2 separate regions of the Homo sapiens genome follow, and region 1 is linked to region 2. A link is a loop called in an ENCODE intact Hi-C map of the cell type or tissue named here. Cell type or tissue: prostate gland. All regions are shown on one strand. Each heading gives the region's core, and the rest is flanking DNA. Links, peaks and the distances in the headings are about the cores only.

Region 1 (5,379 bases), core at 263-5,262, 220 kb after region 2:
CCACCACGCCCAGCCCTGTTTAAGTTTATTCTGCTCAACTCAGATAGCCACCCTCAGTAGCCTCGAAGAAGAATCACAGAATGACGGAGCACTACTGGAATTTATCTGGCCAGTGGAGACAGGCATTGAACATCTAAGAAAACTGCCTCTCTTTTCCATTGCAATAGTCTTTCCAATAAAATGAAAAGAAAATGGAATTTTAAAACTTTAAGGAAAAGAACATGCTATTTCTTAACCTAAAAGTAAAGATTGCCCAGGGAGATGATAAAGGAATAAAATAATTCTCAGACTGTGTCTGCCTTCTAGTTTCAGCCAAGTCCCTAGATGACCAGAATAGATCAAAACAGCTGAGGGCAGCAGGAGGCAGGAGACCCCCTGAGTGACGGATATGCCTTCTCATGTGATATGGCAGGCACTCGCTCGGGGACAGAAACAGACATGATTCCCCAGCTCTAAGCCACTGTTGTTCTATGATAGATGAGAAGCCTTTCAAGCAAAATGTCTTTTTAAAAAATGTCTTGACTGTTCATTAGGTTTTATTATTATGATTGTTAAGTCAAATGTGTGTACACACTTGCAATTTTATTGACAGAGATCAAAGGCCTTTTAAAGCATTCGGTTTAAGGCAAGGGCCAAGCACCCAGAGCCTCTAAAAACTGTCACTACCTGGCCGGGAGTGGTGGCTCACGCCTGTAATCCCAGCATTTTGGGAGGCCAAGGTGGGTGGATCACTTGAGTTGAGGAGTTTGTGACCAGCCTGGCCAATAGAGTGAAACTCCATCTCTACTAAAAATGCAAAAAATTAGCCGGGTGTGTTGGTACACGCCTGTAATCCCAGCTACTCGGGAGGCTGTGGCAGGAGAATCGCTCGAACCCAGGAAGCAGAGGTTGTAGTGAGCTGAGATCATGCCATCCTCTTAGTCAGTTGTTTCCAGATTCTTCCCTCACACACTGATGTGTAACACAGGCTCCCAATGACATGGTGGCTTCTTCCTGAGGATGTGGGAGGGACCCCCTGCTCCCACTCCCCACAGCTCATGAGCTTGGCCTGCAGAGGGAGGGAAGGGGGGCCAGCAGGTCTGTGCTCCTTTGAGGGGGTGGCATCCAGCCCCATCCCATCCAAGACTTCTTCTAGGAGGTTCCCTTGGTGTCCCGCTAGGTAGTTAAGGGAAGCGAAGATTTCTTGATATGCATTACTCATGCAGGCCTATTGTGCATTTGAATCACCTGGAGATCTTGTCCACATGGTTTCTGGTTTGGGTGGTGGGGCGGGGCCTGAGAGCCTGGATTTCTGACAATTTTGGAGTAATGCCAGTCCTGCTGGGCCATTGGCCACACAGGTCAGGGGGCATTCACCTGTCATTATCTGTCCCATTCTTTCAGGCGCATTCGCTTGTTAACCAGAGACTGGGAGTTTTGTTGAATGCGTTCAAAGGCCTGTGACATTATTGCCCTGAGGCCACTGCAGCCCAGCTCTGTTCTGTAGGAATCAGTTTCTCTCCTTAGAGTGACAGGTGATCTCACCGCAGGGCTCCTTGGTTGAGTGTTGGCCCAAGGACACTATCAACTCTCAAGAGAAGCATCTGCCAGCCAGCCACCCATGATTCGCAGGGTTTAGGCTCTGGAACGGTGAAGAAGTGGCTCCACGCCATGGGCAGATCTGAAGGAATTCTTAGCAATCGTGTCCGTTCTGATGCTAAAATGAGGAAAATCTAAATCAACGCTGGGATGGACACAACAAAAGCAGAAATTCCAGCATATTTAGAAATAATCCCAATAATCCCAACCAGAAATAATCTAAGGTCTGCCATGGATAAAAATACAAAACCGGATTTAGGGCTAGATTCAGCAGGAAGGGCTTGTGGAATGACAGGAAGGAGAAGGGACAGGGAGGGGAGACACAGCTGATGGCCTCACTGTAGATTCAAGATGAGGATCAGTTAGAAGCATTTGGACAAAGGTCAAAGCTGTTAAAAAAAATTCATACACCATCAATCAAAATAAAACAACGTGAATGAAGTGACTCAGGGAACATGCAGTTTGGCTCAACTGTAAACTGCTTCAGTAACATCTTGCTCCCCTTCTCCTGGTCAAGAAACTACATTATTCATCTTCCAATAACAGATTATCGCCCTGTTCTTGGAATGAGAGGAGCTCCACATTGCTGGAAAATAGCACAGCTCACAACACCTAGAAGAATATCCACATGACTTTCAACATACTTTAGAAAAAAAATCACAACAAAGTGGCTCAATGACTAAAGAGAGACATTTCTTCTATTTGCCATAAAAACCAGAAAGGCTATTTGCAGAAAAAGAGCCAACATATTTTCTTGAAGTCATTGGTAGGCTGTCTCTTCCCCAAGCAGAAATTCAAAAACACAATATAAACATTTGGTTCAAGTCTTGGCACTTTCTGCAGTAAGAACAATACCCCTCCCTCTCCCTGGTGGTAGCAGAACTGGGGAGCCCTGGGCTGAGCCCGTTCCCTCCCTCTCTGCCATACTGCCTGCTGGAAGACTGGAGGAACGTCTAAACTTAGCACATCGTGGTGTAGGCAAGATTATGCAAGCACAAGGAGATAGTCCAAGCAAATGTTCTGAAATGAATTCATATCTTCAAGATCAGAGTCTAGACTTATTTGCCCAGACGCTCAGCACTTCCCTGCTCTTGTTTTTGAAAATTGTGGTCCTTGGCACCCAGTTAGTTTGTCCTATCTTCATAGATTCTGGGAGGGGGCCAGACACCAGCGTGACTGTCTATGCACACTGCGTGCTGGACTGTCATGTGTGAGGGCGTGTTGTGGGTGTGCCTGCACATGCCTGCATGTGTGAGTGCTCCTTCTTCAGGAAGTATTTTTACCTCATTGCACATTCCCCTTCCTGCATAAAATGAACTCCTTCCATTTCTTAACCAAAATGATTCTTGCCCATCAATCAGGATTCTGTTTAAATGTCATTTTCTTAAAGGTCTTAAAGGGTATCCTCAGATCACTGGAACCCAAGTAGGAATTTGGATAAATTATCTCATGTCCCAGTTCTTTTCCTTAACACATTTTTGCCATAATATATACCCTTGAATTTTTAATTGTTTAATGCCTGTCTCTCACTAGTCTACCAAATTACTGAGGATGGAGACCCTATCTGTTTCTTTATTGTTGTATACTTAACATATAACAAAGTGCTTAACACCTAGAAGCCAGGTAATTAATAAACAGTCAGATAAATACATGAGCAACTGAATAATAAAGATAACTCCATATAGTTATATGTGGAAATATATATATATTATATATACACTGTTGTGATTATCGTTATTACTTTTGTCATCACTGTTCTAATTTGGGGTTCAGTTTTTATTAATTATTTATAAAATTTAGTAATTTCTAGATTTACCATAATATAAATTAATTATTACTATCTAATACAAAATTACTGTTTACCAGCAAATTCTCACAAATAATTATTATAGTAACAAGAAACTATTACTATAACTAAATTATTACAAATTATTATTATAGTCTATGAATCCAACAGGAAACAGCAGCTCTTATTTTGAATAGGTAAGGTTTCTAAGCTGGAGGGATCAGGTCTTCCTTATCCAGCTTAATTTCTAGTCCTTCCATGACATTTTTCCAGATAATATGCCGGGACACCCTTAGCATTCCATCAAGTTTTGGGTAAGAATATTTTCCATCTCTGGCCAGCTTGATTTGCCGAGCTGTGCTAGATGTCAGCAGCTGCACTGGACATTAGCTGAGGGTAAATAATGAACATGCATCAGCTTCCAACTCTGTGCCAGCCTGTGCCACATCTTTGGCCCTGGGTAAGGTTAGCCTAAGTGATGCCAGCCAAACACCCTCTGCAGGCTCCTTCCCATCTTCTTGGTTCCCCTTCTTCCCCGATGCACGCCCCCCACCCCCCAAAAAAGTCTGTCACTCCTGCTGCTCAGCCTAAGGCAAGCTATACACAATTGTTGATGCACGAAAGAAGATATGCTGGACACACAAAATGAAACAAACAGAAACTCAAGGCCATCGACGCTAAAGCAACCCTTCTGGCTGGTGTTTGGAGACCAACACAAACTTTCTGGAGCATATGTCAGCATTTAAGATGGGAAAAAAATGGAAATCAAAAGAGTCCCTTTCCCCTGTTCCTGTCTCGCCACTCCCAAACCGTCGTTACTCTGGTCCCTTCAGGTGAAATTTAGGGTTGGTGGAAGGAGGGTGGTGCCCTGGGCCAGGTGGTCAAGAGTAGCATCACAGCTAGTTAAACTCAGGGCAACAGGAAGGAGACTAGACATTAACGACTGAGGTGTAGCTTCCTCTTGGCGGACGTTCCACATTACCACTGACTTTGTGCATCCCTGCTCATCTAAGCTGTGGTTAGATGTCATCTAACTTGTGGTTCTCAACTTTGGCTACCCGTCAGTCACCTGGGGAGCTTTGAAAACTCCTGGAAGAAAAGACCCCGGAGGCACCTCAGGCCAATTGGATCAGAATCCCTTGGGCTTCCAGATGGCTCCGATGCACCATTACAGCTAAAATGCTTGAAAAGGGTCACAAGGCGTTCAGGTGTTAAATCAGACACAGAACAGAAGAAGCAACTGCTCTGTTTAAAAATAAGAGCCACCTATAATGAATGCTATTTTTAAGAGGTTTTATACAAGCAAAATAAAGCATACAGCCAACGCCACTTTCTTTCTTTTTTTTTTTTTTTTTAAACACAGAGTCTTGCTCTGTGGCCCAGCCTGGAGTACAGTGGCACGATCTTGGCTCACTGCAACTTCTGCTTCCTGGGTTCAAGAAATTCACCTGCCTCAGTCTCCTGAGTAACTGGGATTACAGGCATGAGCCACCACACCTGGCTAATTTTTGTGTTTTTAGTAGAGACAGGGCTTCACCATGTTGCCCAGGCTGGTCTTGAACTCCTGACCTTGAGTGATCTGCCCACCTCGGCCTCCCAAGGTGCTGGGATTATAGGCGTTAGCCACCACACCCAGCTTCTTTTACTCTTACAATAAATTTTGCTTTGTTAGAGTGAAAATAACATCAACTGTGTTACTCTGTATGAAAATGTTCTTTTTCCCTGTTTGGTTTTACAGCATCTCCATTCCTACAGCTATAATTTTATATGATGCCTTGCTGGTATTTGCAGAGCAAAAATATTATATATTATATGTAGTTCCTTCTGCCAAAAGGTATAGAAAGTTTTGTAAAACTATGGAAGAGGAAAGAGCATTAGGTTTATTTTTAACTCATAAAAATTTTATTTGCTTTTTTTTTTCCCCTTTACACGGGTTGCTGTTACTTTAAGAGTCTACTGGCATTTAACTGGCAATAAAAAGGGCAAAACAAACTGTTCCTTCCTTTAGATTGTGC
Region 2 (5,379 bases), core at 94-5,093:
ATCTAACGTGAAATCTTTGGTGCTTCCATGAGGTCTAGTGCATCCAATAATGTTAAAATAGTAGTTAATATTTACTTGCTTCTCTAGACACTAATAAAAAAAATTGTAGATTTGCCATAGAAAACTGAAAGCCACTGGACAGCATCATTGTGATACATGGTGAATGCTGTCTTCTATTATTACAAAGTGTGTGCGCTTTATCAAGGGAAATTGGGTCCCTCGAGCAGAAGGGCCCCGCCTTTGGCCCTCAAGGAGCTGCAGTTGCCTTTTTTGTTGTTGTGTGTTTGTTTGAGATGATGGATCTTTTATTTTTTTTAATTTTTAATTTTTGTGGGTACATAGAAGGTGTATACATTTATGGGATAAACAAGGTGTTTTGATATAGGCATGCAATGTAGAATAGCCACACCAGAGTTTTGATACAGGCATGCAAGGTGGAACATTCACATCAGGGTAAATGGGGCATCCATTGCCTCATACACTTGCATCTTGAAAATCTTGTTGATCGTGCCCACTGCTCGCTGGCCTGTGCACTTACCCATGATAGAAAAAGACCCCTAAAACAAGGTGCAGCCATAAAGAGCCACTGTTGCCTGTTTCTCCTCAGGCTGCTGGCCTGTTGTCTCTGCTTGCAGGCACATTGGGTCCCCAGATCCCTGAGCCAGATGTGGTCACGGGTTCTGCCTCTGCAAAAGTTAACACCTGCCGCATCCTGAAGATCCAGTTAAAACTGGAAATAATATTTCTGAAGGAAGAGTGTTCCCTAAGGAAGGAGGACATGCATTCCTACAGGATAAATTTGCAACTTAGGGCCAGGAAAGTGGGGGAGATGCTATGACGTTCATTTGGTCTAGACCAAGGGTAGAGCTTAAGGGAGATGGCAGAAGGGTCAGGGTCAGCCCAACGCCTGACGCCCTGACATAGGGAGGTTTCACCATCAGGACTGTGGGAGGCAGGGCAGGGTGTTAAGTAAGGGAATAAAAACATAAAATGTACATTTAAAAAAGAACACACTGCTTGCAGAAATAATAAACCTAACAGAGCAATAAATCAAAACAGGGTAACATTTTAGACAGGAAGAGCCAACCTGTGAGTGTCGAGGTGAGTCGGATCACCTATGAGGAGAAGCCGAACAGACATAGTAAGGCCGGAGAACAGAAAGGCAGTTGATGAAAACACGGAGTCAGAATTAAGGGAAATGTGAATATTATTGGGAAGGATGGAAAGAGGCAGGGGGAGGAATGCAAACCAACAATGGAATGTGGACTTGGGGGTCCTGGGCTTCCTCTTAAAGGAGGAGGAGCGCTCTGTGGGACTTTGGAATGACAGTGAGCTCTGCTTGGATGCTAGGACTATCTCTGGTAGGATTCACTGCTCCAAAGCTCAAGAAAGAGGTAGATTCCCGGTAGAGTTAAAAACACGGGAGGGGAAGCAATCACTTGGTAGAAATAGAAGAGAAGACAGGCAGGGAAGGAATCCTAAGGGAAAACTACAGCTAAAGGGAAGAGAAGAAAGAGAACAATTTCAAAGAAAACAGAGGAGGCAAACTGAAGGATAGGAAAAGCCCAGGAGCGGAAGTGAAGTTAAAGACAAAAGAAGGACCAATTGTGGTAGGAAGTGCTCCTGTCCTTGAATTCCCCAGTGATGAGTGGAGCCCCTGAGAGGCGGAACCCTCCTGAGCAGGAGGAGTGCACAGTGAGATGGGGGGAAGAGCCAAGGAGAGTGGCAGCCAGCAGGACTCACCGCCCAAATGTGCTGCTTTGACAGAAGGGTTATTTTGAGCTGAAGATGCTTAAGAAGAAACAGACACTAGAAAAGCCCTCTGCCTTCCTGATATTTGCTAAGGCAGGACTTGCGTTTGTAAAGGTGACTCCCGTCCTCCAAACCAGGAGGTTAAGGAGTCAGTTACCTGAGATTATTCTAGACCTTTATCAGCTGGGAGGAGCCACAGGAATCTACCCAACAAACCTTACTCACTAGCCCTTGTCTTCCATCGACTTGCTTAAATATTTACATATATGCAATTTCCCTCCCCTGAATCTCAAAGCCCTTTTCCTTTGTCTTGTCACTTTTTCTGAAAAGCCTATTGGTCTGTGTCTAAGATGCTCCAGAAGCCCAAGTTCTAACCACCCCTCAGAGTTCCTCATTCCTGAGTTAACCTGCATGCATGCAGGATGCACTGGCCAATAAACTTGTTTGCTTTACCCTTGCTAATCTTGTTAATCTCTCTTCTGTCAGTCTCATTTACAGGGCCCAAGCGAGGAGGGTGGAGAGAAAATGAGTCTTTTCCTCCCCTACAATATCCATGGGCATAGACGGGGGTGAGCACCACAGCAGAGCCAAGTGTTGGGGCTTCGTGGTCAGTCTGGGTGGGGGCGCAGGTGTTGGGAGGGAGTTGTTCCTCATCCTCCTGGGTCCTGGAGGGCCACTGGAGTGAGATGGGTTAATGGGTGAAGACAGGGTGTCCCGTCAGAAGGAGCACATGCAAAGGCCAGAGTTTCAGGTCAGGAAATAGAGCTGGAATCTGCAATCCAATTTAGGATGAGTCATGCAATCAAATGTGTTATTGTTTTAAAATATGGGACTATTTACTTAGTACTATTGCATGCCAGCGTCACAAGCAAAGGAGGGTGAATATTGACAGAATACACACCAGACTGTTGGGACTTAGAAAATAATACCCCAAAATGAAGGCCTCAGAAGCAAACATTTTTCCTCTGACCTCCGGCCCCCCTGTCTCTCAGCCCCATTCTCCCCAGAGGCTGGCCACAGACACTAGAATCCCTTTCCTCAAGGTGAGTCATGGAAACTAGAATCCCTTTTCCCCAAAGCCAGCCATAAAACCTTAAAATATTATTCTAACTCCCACCCCCTACTCCCTGCATTTCTGTGTAAAACCTGACCATAAAGAAATTGTCTGACCTACCCTGTTTGATTATAGGTCATGAGAACCCCATTTCCAGAGAGACTCCTGCCCCACACCCAGGAGAAAGAAATGCATGCTCAGAGAGTCCGTGAATGACCTAGATAGACAGGGCTCACTGGGTTTCTCTACTGCATCCATCAGCATTAGATCAGGCCCCTTTTTTCAATTATATTTCTACATGGCTGTCCGTGACACTGAGTCCAAAGCTCGTACTACTCAGCACATGAACAGGCAATATGTTAAAGAAACAAGGAGTTGAGGCAAGGAAACTGACATGATTTTGGAAAGTCAGCAAACTGAGAAGATTGCACACTAATGTCCTAAAGAAGAACCATCTTAAAAGGCCTGAATCTCAAGCTTGTTTTTCTACTGGGGAAGGGGAACAAGAAGTGGATTTAGGTCAGGAGGTGACTGCTGACACAGACATCTGGACATCAGCAGGAGTTTGAGGAGGTTGCAAAACCTCTTTGTCCTTGGCCAGGTCACAGTGCTCCTATACATTGTCAACCAAACATTGCCACTTGTGTGTACACCCTGTTTATGTCCTCGAGTTAATTTTGGCAAGGGACTACTATTATCCTTGCCTGAAAGTTTAACTGTAAACTAAATTCCTCCCATACTTAGCTTGGCCTGCATAAAGGAATGAGCACTGGCAGTTAGCTTGTGAAGTTAGAAGCAACATGAAGTTGGCTATGTTAGCTTTCTCTCACATTCGTAGTTTGTTGAACCTAAACATAAAAATAGTCTATCCCCCCTGTATCTTGGGGACTTCATTCTTAAAGCTCTCGTATCACATACAACTGTGATCAAATAAGTTTGTGTGCCTTTTCTCCTGTGAATGCACCCTGTTGTCTGTGATTTTTCAGTGAACGCTCAGAGGGTTAAGGGGAAGTTTTTCCCTTCACTCCCACACGACCTTCCAGAACGGTGCTTATTAGGGGAGGTTCACGGAGTGTGGTTCTGCTTTATCCTCAGGACAGCAGGTGTCCTGGCGCCATGGTCCTGGGCACTCAGGATGAATGATGGGGAAAAACCAGCTTTTCCTCTTAAATACTCAGGAACTGCTATTCCAGCAGTGGGTCGTAACAGAACCTCAATATCCTACCCTAATCCCCAGAGTGCATCTTCTGAGGGAATCCTGGCCTCCTTTCTGCCATGACTGGGGCCGGAATCTAAGCCTCGATGTTTCAGGTCTACGTCCAGGAGATGAGTGCCTCCAGCCCCATCCATCAGCTCAACACTCTATGAAGACAGATTGTCTTAGCACCAGTTATAGCAGGTTTCCCTGAAACTCTTCTGGAGGCCAATCTAAATCACACATTTTAAGTTAATAGCCCAGACCCTTAAGCCTCTGATTTCTCTTTTAATTCTCAGAGCAAATCAACAAAGTAGGATTTATTTTATCTCATTTTTTTAAGTGACAACATTGAGGCATAAAGATGTAAAGATCCTCAAGGTTCCAGCACTGTTAGTACAGCTGAACCCAAATCCTCCTGGCCCCAGAACCGGGCCCTCAACACCACTATCTAGAAAGCTGGGTAGGAGCAGAATCGTGTAGGGCATTGAGCTTCACCCTGAAAGCAAATGAAAGCCACTGATGATTGTTAACTCATGAAAGATCCAATTTGTGTTTTAGAAATATCACTAGAGATAGAATTTGGAGGATAGATGTACTGGAGAGACCAGTGAGTTGCTCAATGGAGCCACAAACAGATGAGAGGAAGGCCTCTGAAACTCATCTGAGAACCTCTGAGTATGGCAAGAGATACACAGAGCCATGAAACACTGAGTATTTCAGAACACCCACCCTGTCTCATTGAACAGCTGGTCAGTAAACTTTTAGATTTTGTGCATTAAAGAGTGGATTATAGTAAGAGCTCCCCAGCCTCATAGCCAGCTACCACAATGGCTTATCCCCAGTGAAAAATCCCACTGCTTTTCTCAGGATCCTTGCCACCCCCATTTCCCAGCTGTGCCTGATAGCGCGGCTGCCTTGAGAAGCACTTAGAAGAAAGGGTTTTGCCAGTCATGAGATGTCAAAGCTCCTCATCAGTGTTTAAGTGCTGTGGACATTTACGGCTATGACTACTCCCTTGTCATGAATATTATCTCATTATGTCGAAATGCTTTATACCCTTGATAGAAAGAAACAACAGACTGAAAATCCAAATAACTATTATTGCCATTATTATTATTATTAAAGTATTTGCAGAATTGCCTCATTAAAAGGCAGTTTGTTACAAGTTAACTGTCTTGCATTTCTCTTTTCCAGTCTTTCTGGGGCTTTTGATTCCTTTTATAATCTCTTAGTTGTTCTTAGTAATGAAGAAAAGAATCTATTAAACACATGCTCATAGAATATAAAGATATGTTTATTTTCAGTAATCTCTTTTTTAATAAGCCTATTTCTTACAACAACTGAAGAAGAACATGTAGTTAATGTAGTTAATTTT

What was found. Peaks named below come from ENCODE experiments on the same cell type or tissue, not always from the same donor. Only the 100,000 strongest peaks of a DNase experiment are listed, where the experiment ranks them.
Region 1: it touches region 2 in a loop (3-fold over the local background); 2 of 110 quality-filtered maps call a loop at or near these places.

Annotation. Positions count from the first base shown.
Region 1 is chr10:4,058,932-4,064,310 of GRCh38, reverse strand. All of the region lies in intron 4 of LOC107984195 (a long non-coding RNA gene), which reads right to left. Among named protein-coding and RNA genes, the nearest start is that of MIR6078, 70 kb to the right of the region's middle. In prostate gland, for the core only: no CTCF peak of the experiment used is centred there; DNase peaks (open chromatin) are centred at 2,750 and 4,326; H3K27ac peaks cover 2,635 bases.
Region 2 is chr10:4,277,909-4,283,287 of GRCh38, reverse strand. No RefSeq gene overlaps it. Among named protein-coding and RNA genes, the nearest start is that of LINC00702, 37 kb to the right of the region's middle. In prostate gland, for the core only: no CTCF peak of the experiment used is centred there; DNase peaks (open chromatin) are centred at 2,177 and 2,527; H3K27ac peaks cover 1,171 bases.